Regions from separate parts of the Homo sapiens genome. Here region 1 is linked to region 2. The links are chromatin contacts, found by Hi-C or POLR2A ChIA-PET in ENCODE. All regions are on one chromosome and are shown on one strand. The core of a region is the stretch at or near the end of the contact, and the rest is flanking DNA. Distances in the headings are between cores, read along the strand shown. Region 1 overlaps UHMK1 (U2AF homology motif kinase 1). Region 2 holds the start of HSD17B7 (hydroxysteroid 17-beta dehydrogenase 7).

Region 1 (6,358 bases), core at 3,825-6,324, 260 kb before region 2:
CATTCCCTAAATTAATACCTGTGCTTCCTTGCCTCTCACCTTCCCAGTTACTTCTTTGGGGTATTACTGTGGCACATTGTACACCCAGAAAAGGCACATACAGTGATTATTTTGTGGGAAATACTTGATTCTTTTGAAATATATTTGGAGGGGGTAGCTAGCTAGCCACTGTCAAAACTAATGCTGTATTTACAGGACAAAAACAAGTAGAGTTGGACACCTCAGTAAGAGACAGCATTAACTAAAAGTACTGACTGCCTTTTAAAGGAATTTTTAAAACTATTCTCTTGCAATAAGAGATCCGCATTTATTACCACTGGATGTCTTCCTTTTTTGTGGCCACCAATATAGCAGCTCTCTTTAGAGGGATTCCCTTTCTGCTATGCCTTGAGCCAAACTGGCTGCTTTTAGAACAAAAACCATAAGTATGGTTTTACTCGAACTTCTCTTTGTTTTTATTGAGAGAAATATTGCCTTCTTTTTGGTACTCCAGCTGCTAAAGAGTGCTGAGATATGTTAAATTATTTTTTAAAAGAAAATCTCCAAATACTTATTTAACTTGTCTTCTAGATTCATGTTGCTTATATTTTAACTATTGAGCAAGTTTATTATAAGGAATGCTGCCATATAGAGAAAGCTGAAGAGAAACCATGGGCAGAAGGCTTTTTTCTGTCTTATTACACTGGACCTTCACTCTGGTAAGGGCATCAGTTACTTTTCTGGAATAAAAGGCGGAGTTAGAGCACTTATCAGATGCTGTTTCATGGCTTGTTTTAGTTAATTTATCATGCAGATAACTAACATTTGGGTATCTTTTTGTTTTAGGTCTTATTTTCTGACTGTTAGGCCTATCTTACACATAAGTTCTACTATCAGTATACTTGGCAGCATGACTTTTTTTTTTTTTTACAGTTAATTTAATGAAAATCAGCACCATTGTAAATGATAGTAATTGTAACAACATAGTTACTGGGTGAAGGAGTAGGGGAGACACTCAGTAACCATCTATTTACCTAGACACTTATGCAGGGGTACATGCTAGGTGGCTTTATTCAGATTCGGGTACATTGGAATCACATCATGACTTTGAGTCTGATGGCTGTGTAGATAAAGATTTAAGCAAGTGCCTTGTGTTTGCTGGAAAATATTAAAACTCATTTGGGTGAAAGCTTCCCAGATGATGATAATTAATAGCACTTCTGCCTTTTTCCTGGAGTAACTTTTAGATTGAGTCACATATGATAGTATAAAAGTCCAAAATTTTCTGGGTTTACCTTTGTTTTATTTTTCATATATATATTCACTGTCTGCCTGGAAATAGCCTTGGTTTACCTTATTTTTTTGTATATGTAAAACTATTCATATTTGATTTTATTCCAATATTATATATGATGGAAAAGCCAGAATTGTCTGGCAGAATTTAATTCTTCCTTGGATCTCTAGTTCTGTTTTTAATATCAGGTTCCTTCATCAAATTTTACTACTGTAGCTCTGTGATATAATTTCATTTCTTGTCAATTATGGTCACATATAGACAAGTACTTGGTCACAATTAGCTCAAAAGAATCCCCATTTCTTAAGGTGCTCAGTCAATCACCTTTATTTTGAGATGGTAGTTTTTCAAGTTAGTATTACTTACTAGCTTTCTTGATGAATATAAAAATGTTGTCTCCATCATACAGAGCTGAGCCTCTTGTGGTATATTAAGATAAGTCCCATTCTTAATCACAGAAGAACATGGATATTTTAGTTTTTGGAGTACCCAGAATTGTAAAGATTTTGTTTCATTTTGTTTTAGGATAGCTTCTCTGCCTAATACTATAGGATATGTCATGTTCGTTATTGTAGCCACCTCCCTCAGATGTTTTTCACTATTTTTAAATTATATAATGACCAGTAGATTCACAGTAGCATGTACTTGACAAGTGCCATGGATATTTAAGAAGAAGGTAAATAATTTTAATATTTTTTGCTGTAATTTTATAGGAGCAGTGGACTGTAAGAGAAATATCTATAAATCAGAGAGTATTTAGGAAACTTTGTATTTTATAGGTGGTCATTAAAGTGATCTTCAGGATATAAGATAGTTTACACAAACTTTATTCTCCTGATAGGAAATTTTTATTCATTTTCCTACCACTCAGCACTTTTGTTCTGCCTTGTACTGCTTATGAGGATTAATGTTTTAAATTTGCTTTATTTGTGCTTTTCAGAGAGTTGTCATAATTGTGGCAGTTGTGTTTGTGGCACTGTAAATGCTGAAATTCATGGGAAACTTACCAAATGACTGCTTGAGTGTTATTTCCCATTAAATTGGGTAGCTGTCACAATAACCAGAAGAAATCTTGTGGCCCTTTTGAAGAAAGCCATGTATGTTTTGTTACCTAGGTTCATAGTATTTTAATTTAAAGGCAAAGAGAAGCATTCTACTTATTTGTCTTATAAACCATTAATCGTTTTTTGTGCAGAAGAGAGCTTATTTTGTTATACTGCTTTGTATAATGGAAATAAGTCACATTCTGGGGGAAAAAAACTGGAATTGTTTGTATTTTGTTTTTTTGGGGGGGGATCTTTATGTGAAAAATCAGAGCTACTTGTTACCATAAGCCCTTACTATCAACAAGATAATTATTTGTAATCACTTTTTTATCCCAGGTTGGAATTGCTTTCCCCTTCTAAGTTATCTTCCCTTAATAATATTTATGATACCAGGACAGTGAGGGTATAAGAGCAAATGTAGTGAGGTATTCAAAAATCCTGCATATATGGACTCAAAAGTTCTTTAGTTATTTGAATTATATATAGCTATATTATTTTATTAGCTTGGGTTGTCAGAAGATTGCCAATTTTAAGAGTAAAGAGGAGAGAGATAAGTAATAAAAATAGAGGAGGGGAAGAAAATGGCTCCCTTACTGGTCTTAGTAATCTTCTATATAGTTAATGAGCTAAAAAATGATACTTAAAGTTCCAGGTTTGGTACCGCTAGCATAGAAACATTGCCTTTCCTACACATTCCTCATCATTGTTTCCTCAGAAAATTATTTTAAGAGTTTGTGAAACCAGATTAAATATCTATATTCAGTTTGGCCTAATTTTTAAAAATAAATATTTATACTCCAGCTTTTGTGTATTTGGTGTACATCACCACTTATGCAAATCAAGGATCAGAAAACTGGAGGTTAGCCATCTCCATTATTTCCTTTTGCACATTGGGTACAGTGGGTGGCATTAGTATGCACTAGCTGCAAAGTCACAGCACCTTATGGAAATAAGTATGTTTATTATAATAAAAAAAAGTTAAGCTGCATCTCTGTAGATTATTTACTTTGCAGACTGTAAAGCTGCCCTATCTTTTCCAGCAGAATTTACTCTTCCATTCTTAATTCTTTTTTGAAATATCTTAAATAATTTAACATTCCTTTATAACTTCTTAACAGTGTCAAAACTGGGGTAGAAGGGATTTTATTTTTTCCCAAAAGGGTTCCATCTTTGCTATCTGTTGATCAGCCTTAGAAAATCTAAGTATGATCAATAAATTTTAATGGTTGATGGCATCCTGTGTCAGCTGGAGTAGTTGGTTGTGAATATTAAAACCTAGTACTATTTTCCCTCAGTAACATGTAATTGCTACATTTTTTATAAGAAGGTATGGTTAGAAAAAAATGTGAAAGATCACTTAAACCAAAGCCAGTTACAAGGAGTAATCTCTCCTGTTGGTTTACCTTCACCTCAGAACTACAAGAATATTACAATACATAGTGAATAGTTGTCTGTAACATTTCTACCAGTTGTTTCAGTAGCATATTGGTCTTGGCATTTCTTGGCACTGTGGTTCTGCTGTATTATTTGTGATGTCTTATTGTTTGTGAGCTTTTGTTTTTTTTTTAAAGAAAAAACAAAAACTAAGTGGGACTATGTATGTAGATGTGTGTCAGTACCAAAAAGTTATTTTCTCAAATCCCTAAATTTCTGATTTCCATTCAAGTCTTTTAAACTCTTTCCTGCTGAATAGCAAAGAACTTTTATTTTCCACTTTCCTATATTCCTAAAAAGTGTGAACAATGCGTTTCAGTTGACTGTATTGCATACTTTTTTGCTGAAGACTTTTTCTGTAAACACAATTGCCTTGTTCAGTTTTGTTGTAAACTGACTTACCATAAGATGCACTGTTGATAATGCTTTCTGATGTGTGTTTGATAAGAGTGATAAAATAAAAGCTTAAAAATAAAGGAGTTGCTTTTTAATTTCAACTTTTTCTATACTTAGTATAAATATTCAGATAACAGGTAAATATATTTATTTTCTGATTTAATTTTAACTAAAAGCTGCCAATAAAAATTTCCATGTAGCTTTAACCACCCATTTCTAAAGAATATGATTTTTCATTTTTGGAAATCTTGCATCATATTGGTAATACTGATATGTAATTTTTTATTTTGGAAAAGTGTTCTTGATATTATAGAAACAGCCAGGTCTAATGAAAAGAACCAGAGTTCAGAGTCAGGAAATTTGTGTTCTAATCTTGGCTGTTTTATCAACTTGGATATCTTTAATCCAGTGATTCTGCTTTGATAATAGCTGTATTTTTATGTTGTGAGGACCAAATGAGATAATAGGTGCAATAGTAATAAAACAGCCACAAATCATGAAGCATCAACTAGGTGATGGGTACCATTTTAGTTTATATCATGTTTAATGTTCCCTTTTTCCACATGGGAACTGAAACCCAAATAACCTGAGACCCAATTAACTGAGACAACAGAGACCCAATTAACCCAAATAAAGAGACTTGCCCGACATTTCATAAAACTGAGAGGTGGTATTTATATACTGGTCTGTCTGGGAGTGGCATTGGCATGTTGTTTTGGGAAGTCAGTGACAGATCTGGAAGATAAATTCAACAGGAAAATGTTGTTAGAAGGGACACCCTAAGAGACTGTTTTAATAACTTAGACTGGAGTTAAGAATATTTAAACCAGTAATTCTCATCCTTCAGCATATAACAGAATCACCTGGGAGGGCCTGTTAGGCTACCGACTGCTGGGCCCCGCCCCTAGAGTTTCTGACTAGTTCTTTGTGGGATTCGAGAATTTGCATTTCTAACAAGTTCTCAGGTGGGGCTGTTGCTGCTGCTAGGGTGGAGACTGCACTTTTAGAACCACTCATCTAAACAACGGGCATTGGTTAGGATTGAAAAGCAGAAGCAGGCCTTTATTCAAGGGCTACTTAGGAGTAGCTCAATCTCTTCATCTCCCTGATAGTAGAATAGTGACTAACTGAGCGTTATTTTGCACCAAACGTGCTAAATGCTTTTTGGTTAATCCTCCCAAGAAGCCTATTAGGAAGATATTAATGTTCACTTCATTTTATGGTTAAGGAAATGGATTGTTTAGCTTACTTCCTAGGGTTTACACAGTGGACAAATGAATATCTAACTTCAGAGTCACCAGTGTGCTAGGTTGCGTGCTAGTCAACCCAGTAATTCCTTCCAGATCCAGCTTCCCTTTTTCATTTCCTCAGATACTACTGGGTTTAGTCCTTGATCTTTTACTAGAGTTTCTTAGAAGATCCCTGTCTCCTGCCCTCTTGTCTCTTAATACTGCTAACAGTTTTCATTTTTAAAAAGAAGCCTGATCATGCTACTCATGTATAAAATTCTTCATTTTATTTCCTATTCTGCCCATTTGCCTTCAAAATTATGTCTAATTCTCTTGAATTGGCATATAAGACTTTTTACAATCTGGCTCCACCTGTCAATCATGCCTCCTATCTCTTTCCCTATTTATATTTCATGCTGCAGCTGCACCTACCTGTATTTCTGCAAAGTCCATCCTTTTTCCTCTTCTGATCCTCTTATTAAAATGCCATTCAGGCCAGGCACAGTGGCACACGCCTGTAATCCCAACATTTTGTGAGGCTGAGGTGGGTGGATCTCTTGAGCCAGGAGTTGGAGACCAACCTGGGAAACATGGTGAAACCCTGTCTATACAAAAAATAGAAAAATTAGCCTGGCATGGTGGCATACACCTGTAGTCCCAGCTACCTGGGAGGCTGAGGTGGGAGGATCACCTGCGCCCGGGAGGTCAAGGCTGCAGTGAGCTGTGATGACACCAACTGCGCTCCAGCCCAGATGACAGAGTGAGACCATGTCTCAAAAATAAAACAGAAAAAAATTAGCCAGGCATGGTGGCACGCGCCTGTAATCCCAACTACTCGGGAGGCTTAGGCATGAGAATTGCTTGAATCTAGGAGGCAGTGGTTGCAGTGAGCCGAGATTGCACCACTGCACTCCAGCCTGGGCGACAGAGCCAGGCTCCGTCTAAAAAAAAAGAAAAACAATAAATAAAACAAAGTTGCA
Region 2 (6,056 bases), core at 1,756-4,255:
CACACAACCAGGTCTTCTTCTTATTCCTTATCACCTCTGAGCTCTAGAACATTTTAAAATGAGTCTTTGGGTCTAGACTCTCACAATTAGGCTTAATTTTACTCCATGACTTTCAGAAAATGTTGTTAAATTGTGGTCTCTTTAGAACAGTTGAAAGTGGGATAAGCGTAGGAGCTGAGTTCCACCCCCATGATAAAGAAATTTTATTGGCCGGGCGCGGTGGCTCATGCCGGTAATCCCAACACTTTGGGAGGCCGAGGCAGGCAGATCACTTGAGCTCAGGAGTTCAAGACCAGCCTGGCCAACACGATGAAACCCCACCTCTACTAAAAAAAAAAAAAAAATATATATATATATATATATATACACATACATATATACACACACAAAAATTAGCTGAGTGTGGTGGTGTGTGCCTGTAGTCCCAGCTACTCGGGAGGCTGAGGCAGGAGAATTGCTTGAACCCGGGAGGCGGAGGTTACAGTGAGCCGAGATTGCGCCACTGCACTGCAGCCTGCTGACAGAGTGAGACTCTGTCTAAAAAAAAAAAAAAAAAAAAAAAATTTTATTTAGGAATCTAATGTTCTAATAACCAGATTTGTTCTTTCAATCTAATTTTATTGATATAGGATAAATGATTACTAAGTAAGTTGGTATCATTAATCAAAACCTCTAGAATCAAAAGCCAATATAAATTATCTCAGTGTTTTATGGATCATTGCTGTTCATAAATAATTAAAACACTGAAAGAGGCCATTAAATAAAGTATGTTCAGTAGCGTTTGATGTATGATACACAGTTTTATTCTGCATGAGCTGGGGCTAGTGATGGTCCCATTACCAGTCTACTACAAATACAGAAACCTAGAGTAAGCATTAGAAACCTTTATAGCAGTTTTGTCACTGGAAGGAGGGCCTTGAGTGTGAGTCGTCCAGGTTTTTGGCCATTTGGAACGAAAAGTTGGACAAAATGCACAAAGTAACAAAGGAATGAAGCTGCGAAAGCAAAAGCAGGGATTTATTAAACTGAGAAAGCACTCCACAGGGTGGGAGTGGGCCTGAGCAAGTGGCTCAAGGGCCCAGTTACAAAGTTTTCTGGGTTTTAAGTAGTTCTTTTGAGGTCCCTATGGGCTACCCCTTATCTGGATGAAGGATTTGGTTTATGGCTAAGTAAAGGCTGAGGTGAATTTGTGCCCTATGCAGATGATGGCATGGCCCATGCTTAGTGCTTGGCCCACAGCCAATCCAAGGCACTTTCCCTTTCCATCTGAGACATGGTGGAAGTGTGGCAGGCCAGGTCTCACTAACAACTGTTTCAGTACTAAGTGGTTAAATATTAAAAGCCAGTGCCCTTATACAAAGGCTGGGATGTAACAAAAGCCCATCAAGAATTTTGCCTAGGCCTTTCCTGGGCCTCTTAAAGCATACAAAATAAAGAAAGAATTCTTAACCGGACCCCTTTAGGATTAAACAAGTTTTATTGTGGTCTGAAGAAACTCCCCAGGCCTCCACAAACAAGTTTATTGGGGGGTCTAAGAGAACTCCTCAAACCTCCACCACTTAGCAGGAGAGAATACAAGGGCAATCACCCCAGCACCTGGACCCATTTAGGTTAAGTAAATTTACTGAGGCTCCAGAGGAAGGTTTTCAGGACTCAGACCTTAGTTACAGATTAAAAGAAGTTAATCACTTATGTCTTTAGATAAATGCACACTTACACATAGACAGTTCGCTTAGAAGGCATATAAGCTCTGAAAAACTGTAATTTTGAGTTGGTCTGGTGATAATTTCCAGGCCTTCTCCCTGCAACCGGTTACAGAAATAAAAACTCTCTTCCTCCCCAGCTCATCTGCATCTCGTTATTGGGCCTTGAAAAATAGCAGCCCAACCCTCAGTTTGGTCTGAGAACAGAAGGTTGTAGGGAGAGTAGCCTTTGATCCTTTGCTACTGGGGAGTGGGGAGATGGGGTTTTTCCTTCTGGTTTAGCTTTAGGAAGTTGGTGTTAATTGACCCTAGGCTCTCGGCCCCCAGACCCAGGTGTTTTCCTTTTGATCCAGCTTTGGGAAGCCAGCACCAATTGGTCTCAGATTCCCTACTTCCAGCCCTTGCTGTTTTTCCTTGATTGAGCTTTAGGAAGTCAGCACGAAGTGGCCTTAAGTACCCTGCCTCCAAACCCTATTCTGCCTCATTTTGGCAGAGTACTTTTATATGTCTTGGATCTAATAATAAAATATCGGGGCTTGTGTTTTGTATGCCTTTTGCTTTTCTTTTTCTAGCACTTTATTTTTTTGTATTTTCTAAAAGCACCCATCTGGGATGGCTTGGAGACAAAAACAGGTCCTTTAGCACAGTTTGAGATGCACTGATACAGAAGGTTACAGCACATTCTCAGTACTTCGGAGAATGAAGTTCTGAGATTCTGATTCCACGCCACATTCCAAGTTTTGAATACTGGTAATTTACGTCTGATTCTACATAAAGTTCTTAATAAAATCAGTGCTCATTTTCTCAAATAAGCTTCTTTAGAGGAGGAGGTCTGGGATCAAAAGTTGGGCTGTGAAGTGGCACAATGCCTGGATCTGTACATCCAAAAAGGAGTGGAAAATTAGATGATAATCGCCCAACTTTGGCTCCTAGACCCAAACCTTTTCTCTAAAATGGGCACTGGTGCAAATACCGTGAGGCCTTCCTGCAAAGAAGTGCCAATCTCAGGCGCCAGGGCACAGACCCAGTGCGTGTCACAGATCCTGTCCTGAGTGCTAGGCCGGGTGACGCCCCCACCAGGATTAAAGATCAGGCGCCCGCTGAGCCCTAGGAAGCAGTGACAGACACCTGCGCCTAGGCGGAGCGAGAAGAGCCTGGAATGGCTCCGGGCTTTGCGTCACGCAGCTCCGCCCCTCGGCCTATCTCACCCGACGCCGTCTCCGAGGGCAGGGAACGGTTGGCGGACTGAGATTGGAGGGATCAGCTCAGACTCGATGACGCAACGGGAGGCGGGGCGTGGCCGTACTCTGATTGGTGACGGGTGAGGCGGCCCGAAATCGTAGGACTTCCGAAAGCAGCGGCGGTGTTTGCTTCACTGCTTGGAAGTGTGAGTGCGCGAAGATGCGAAAGGTGGTTTTGATCACCGGGGCTAGCAGGTGAGGCCTCCTTTGGGTTGGCAGAGGCGGCAGCGGATCAGGGGTCCGAGAGAGCAGGGGTCTGCGACCCTCCACGAACGGACCCCGGAAGCGCCCGCCCCTGGCTTTGCCTAGGTTCCCCGGAGTCTGCAGCAGGTGTGGGGCATGTCGGCCTCTTGAGGTGCTCAGTAACTGGTGCTTTGTATTAAACATGACAGTGAAAAGGAAAACTAGAGCATCAGTAAGTGATGAGTGTCGCAGTGATGATCCTGAGGTTATCAAGGCAATGGGGTACTCAGGCGGGCTCCGCCCCTTTTCCATCTTTGCCTACTGTTCGTATTTATCGTCAGTGCCCAATATTTTGCTCCTGACCACGTGATCATGTCTTATACTCCAGGTGTTTTGTCTGTACAAGCCTTTTGCCTACAAATTTGAACACCCATGAACATTAGGACGGTGGAGAGAAAACAATCCCGTTTCATTTAGCTCAGTGCTAGAGAGCTAACATACTCTTCAGAAACCCAGAGAAAATTAATCTTTTCCTATGAAGGCATGGTTGGGGTGCAGAATAACCAGCTCATAATAATTCCAGGGTTGCTCGTTTAGTCTCTCAGCCTCTTCTGTTGCTTGTTTTACCTGTCATTTGCACTTCTGTGAAAAATGTGTGGAGGATGAAGCCAATCAAACCATTTTTCTACTAGTTGCATTTGGCATTTTTAAATGATTAAGACAGAGGACATGTTAAACATTTAAGATTGATCCACTTTCAATTATTTAACCACATGCGTATTAACTAAGCCAGCTTGGTAGGTGTCTGCATTTGGCAACTTTTTAGCATACCCTCTCAAGTGACTTTAACCGTTGATTGGTGCTTCTTATGTGGAAGGTACTGAGTAAGTCAGAATTGATTTTGTCTGTTTCTTTTACATATATTGTGACATGTGCAATTGTATATTAAATGCCTACTGTTCTCATGTGAGGACAAATAAATATTTTTGATGCTTTGTTGTTGGTGCTAATAGATTACTGATGGTTCCAGGCTCTTTTTGGGTTTTAACTATTAACATATTTGCCTGGAATCAGCTTAAGTCTTGAAAGAGAACTTATTACCCAGCTTTTCATTGCTATCAGCCAGGCTGGTCTGACTGCTGTCACCACTCCTATGCGGTTTTACAATGCTGGTTTTGAAGTTCTTTGTTTCCAAGTGGTGTACTCATCTAATATTTAGTGTATTCCTACCTTCTACTTAATCATGTTGAGTTCTTTCTTTTTCTATTATTTAATCATAGTTGTTGAGAGGGATTTGTACATCCTGCCATGTTACTGATGCCTCATCCTGAAAGATTCATCTGTTCCTTTATCAGAGATTTCTGGTGCTCCTTATGGTGTTTACGATACCAGTAGGTGGTAGAGCCCTTGCCCCTGAGGAGCCTAGACAGCAAAGTCAAAATGCACATAGGAAACAGCTAATAAGATGCTCTTTTGAGCCCTTACTGGTGATATATTAAATCATTTTCATGAGTGACATAATAGGTACAAAATGAAAACCACTGGCAGGATAAAGCCCAGTAGTAGAAAAACTAAAGAACAATTCTTGTTTTCAGTCCAGTTATTTTGTCATTGAAGTTTTTCAAAATGAGAAAAACACAAACTAGGCTGTGTCTCAAGCAAGTGACTATTGGAGTGTAGGATTCCTCCCTTCTTAAATAATTGTTGAGTCTTTTCTTTCTATCTGGGCTTCTCATTGGAGGTCAACTTGACACAGTTTTCTGAACCAGAGAGAAATGCCTGTACCTGATGCCATCCCAGATAACCCACATCTTGTGTCTGAATTGTCCTCCCAGTGGCATTGGCCTGGCCCTCTGCAAGCGGCTGCTGGCGGAAGATGATGAGCTTCATCTGTGTTTGGCGTGCAGGAACATGAGCAAGGCAGAAGCTGTCTGTGCTGCTCTGCTGGCCTCTCACCCCACTGCTGAGGTCACCATTGTCCAGGTGGATGTCAGCAACCTGCAGTCGGTCTTCCGGGCCTCCAAGGAACTTAAGCAAAGGTATATCTCTTGCTGATGGATTTTTTTTCTCATGTGATTGTGCAGCATAACACTTAATAAAATAAGAGAGGAAAGAAAAACCTGAAAAGAAACAGGTGCGGTGTAAGCAGTTATGTTGAGGAAGTCTGTATAGGGTGACCCATTGTGTCTCAGTACCACGTTTTCTTTCTTTTTTTTTTTTTTTTTAAAGAGATGGAGTCTTGCTCTGTTGCCCAGGCTGGAGTGCAATGGCGTGATCTCGGCTCACTTCAACCTCCACCTCCTGGGTTCCAAGTGATTCTCCTGCCTCCACCTCCTGAGTAGCTGGGATTACAGACATGCGCCACCATGCCTGGTTAATTTTTGTATTTTTAGTAGAGACGGGGTTTTACCATGTTGGTCAGGCTGGTTTCGAACCCCTGACCTCGTGATCCACCCGCCTCGGCCTCCCAAAGTGCTGGGATTACAGGCGTGAGCCATTGCGCCTGGCCAGTACCACATTTTCAGTCTCAATCATGATCATAATTATTTCATGGAGACTAATTTATGAGTACATCCTGATGTGTGATCAGTTGGTACTGGGATTACAGGCGTGAGCCATTGCGCCCAGCCAGTACCACATTTTCAGTCTCAGTCATGATCATAATTATTTCATGGAGACTAAGTTATGAGTACATCCTGATATGTGATCGATCAGTTGGTGCTGGGATTACAGGTGTGAACCATTGCACTTGGCCAGTACCACATTTTCAATCTCAATCATGATCATAATTATTTCATGGAGACTAATTTGTAAGTACATCCTGATGTGTGATCAGTTGCACTGCCTTACGTTAAGGTAACTCCTTTGACATTTGAATTCATTTTTTACATCTTTCTTCACATAATGAATTCATTAAGTAGATAAGGCA

The links. Hi-C counts contacts between places; a loop is a spot of excess contacts on that map. ChIA-PET counts read pairs that join two places held with the same protein, here RNA polymerase II (POLR2A). Pooled maps may share reads with other maps.
Region 1: a pooled map shows a loop between it and region 2 (4-fold over the local background). The contact joins the enhancer-like site here to the promoter of HSD17B7 in region 2. A Hi-C loop is called at or near these places in 1 of 37 single-sample maps with no recorded cell type and 2 of 50 pooled maps. POLR2A ChIA-PET finds 5 or more read pairs at or near these places in 3 of 52 experiments (PC-3, activated T-cell and endothelial cell of umbilical vein).

The regions. Positions count from the first base shown.
Region 1 is chr1:162,525,382-162,531,739 of GRCh38, forward strand. UHMK1 (U2AF homology motif kinase 1) reads left to right here. Exons shown (of 8, transcript NM_175866.5): 8 at 1-4,250. Among named protein-coding and RNA genes, the nearest start is that of UHMK1, 31 kb to the left of the region's middle. Within about 2 kb of position 5,075, at least 3 of the 41 ENCODE cell types and tissues checked have a DNase peak (open chromatin) inside an H3K27ac peak, as active enhancers do.
Region 2 is chr1:162,787,697-162,793,752 of GRCh38, forward strand. HSD17B7 (hydroxysteroid 17-beta dehydrogenase 7) reads left to right here and starts at 3,006. Exons shown (of 9, transcript NM_016371.4): 1 at 3,006-3,139; 2 at 4,963-5,166. The coding sequence starts at 3,105. RefSeq lists silencers at 2,934-2,993, 4,390-4,590.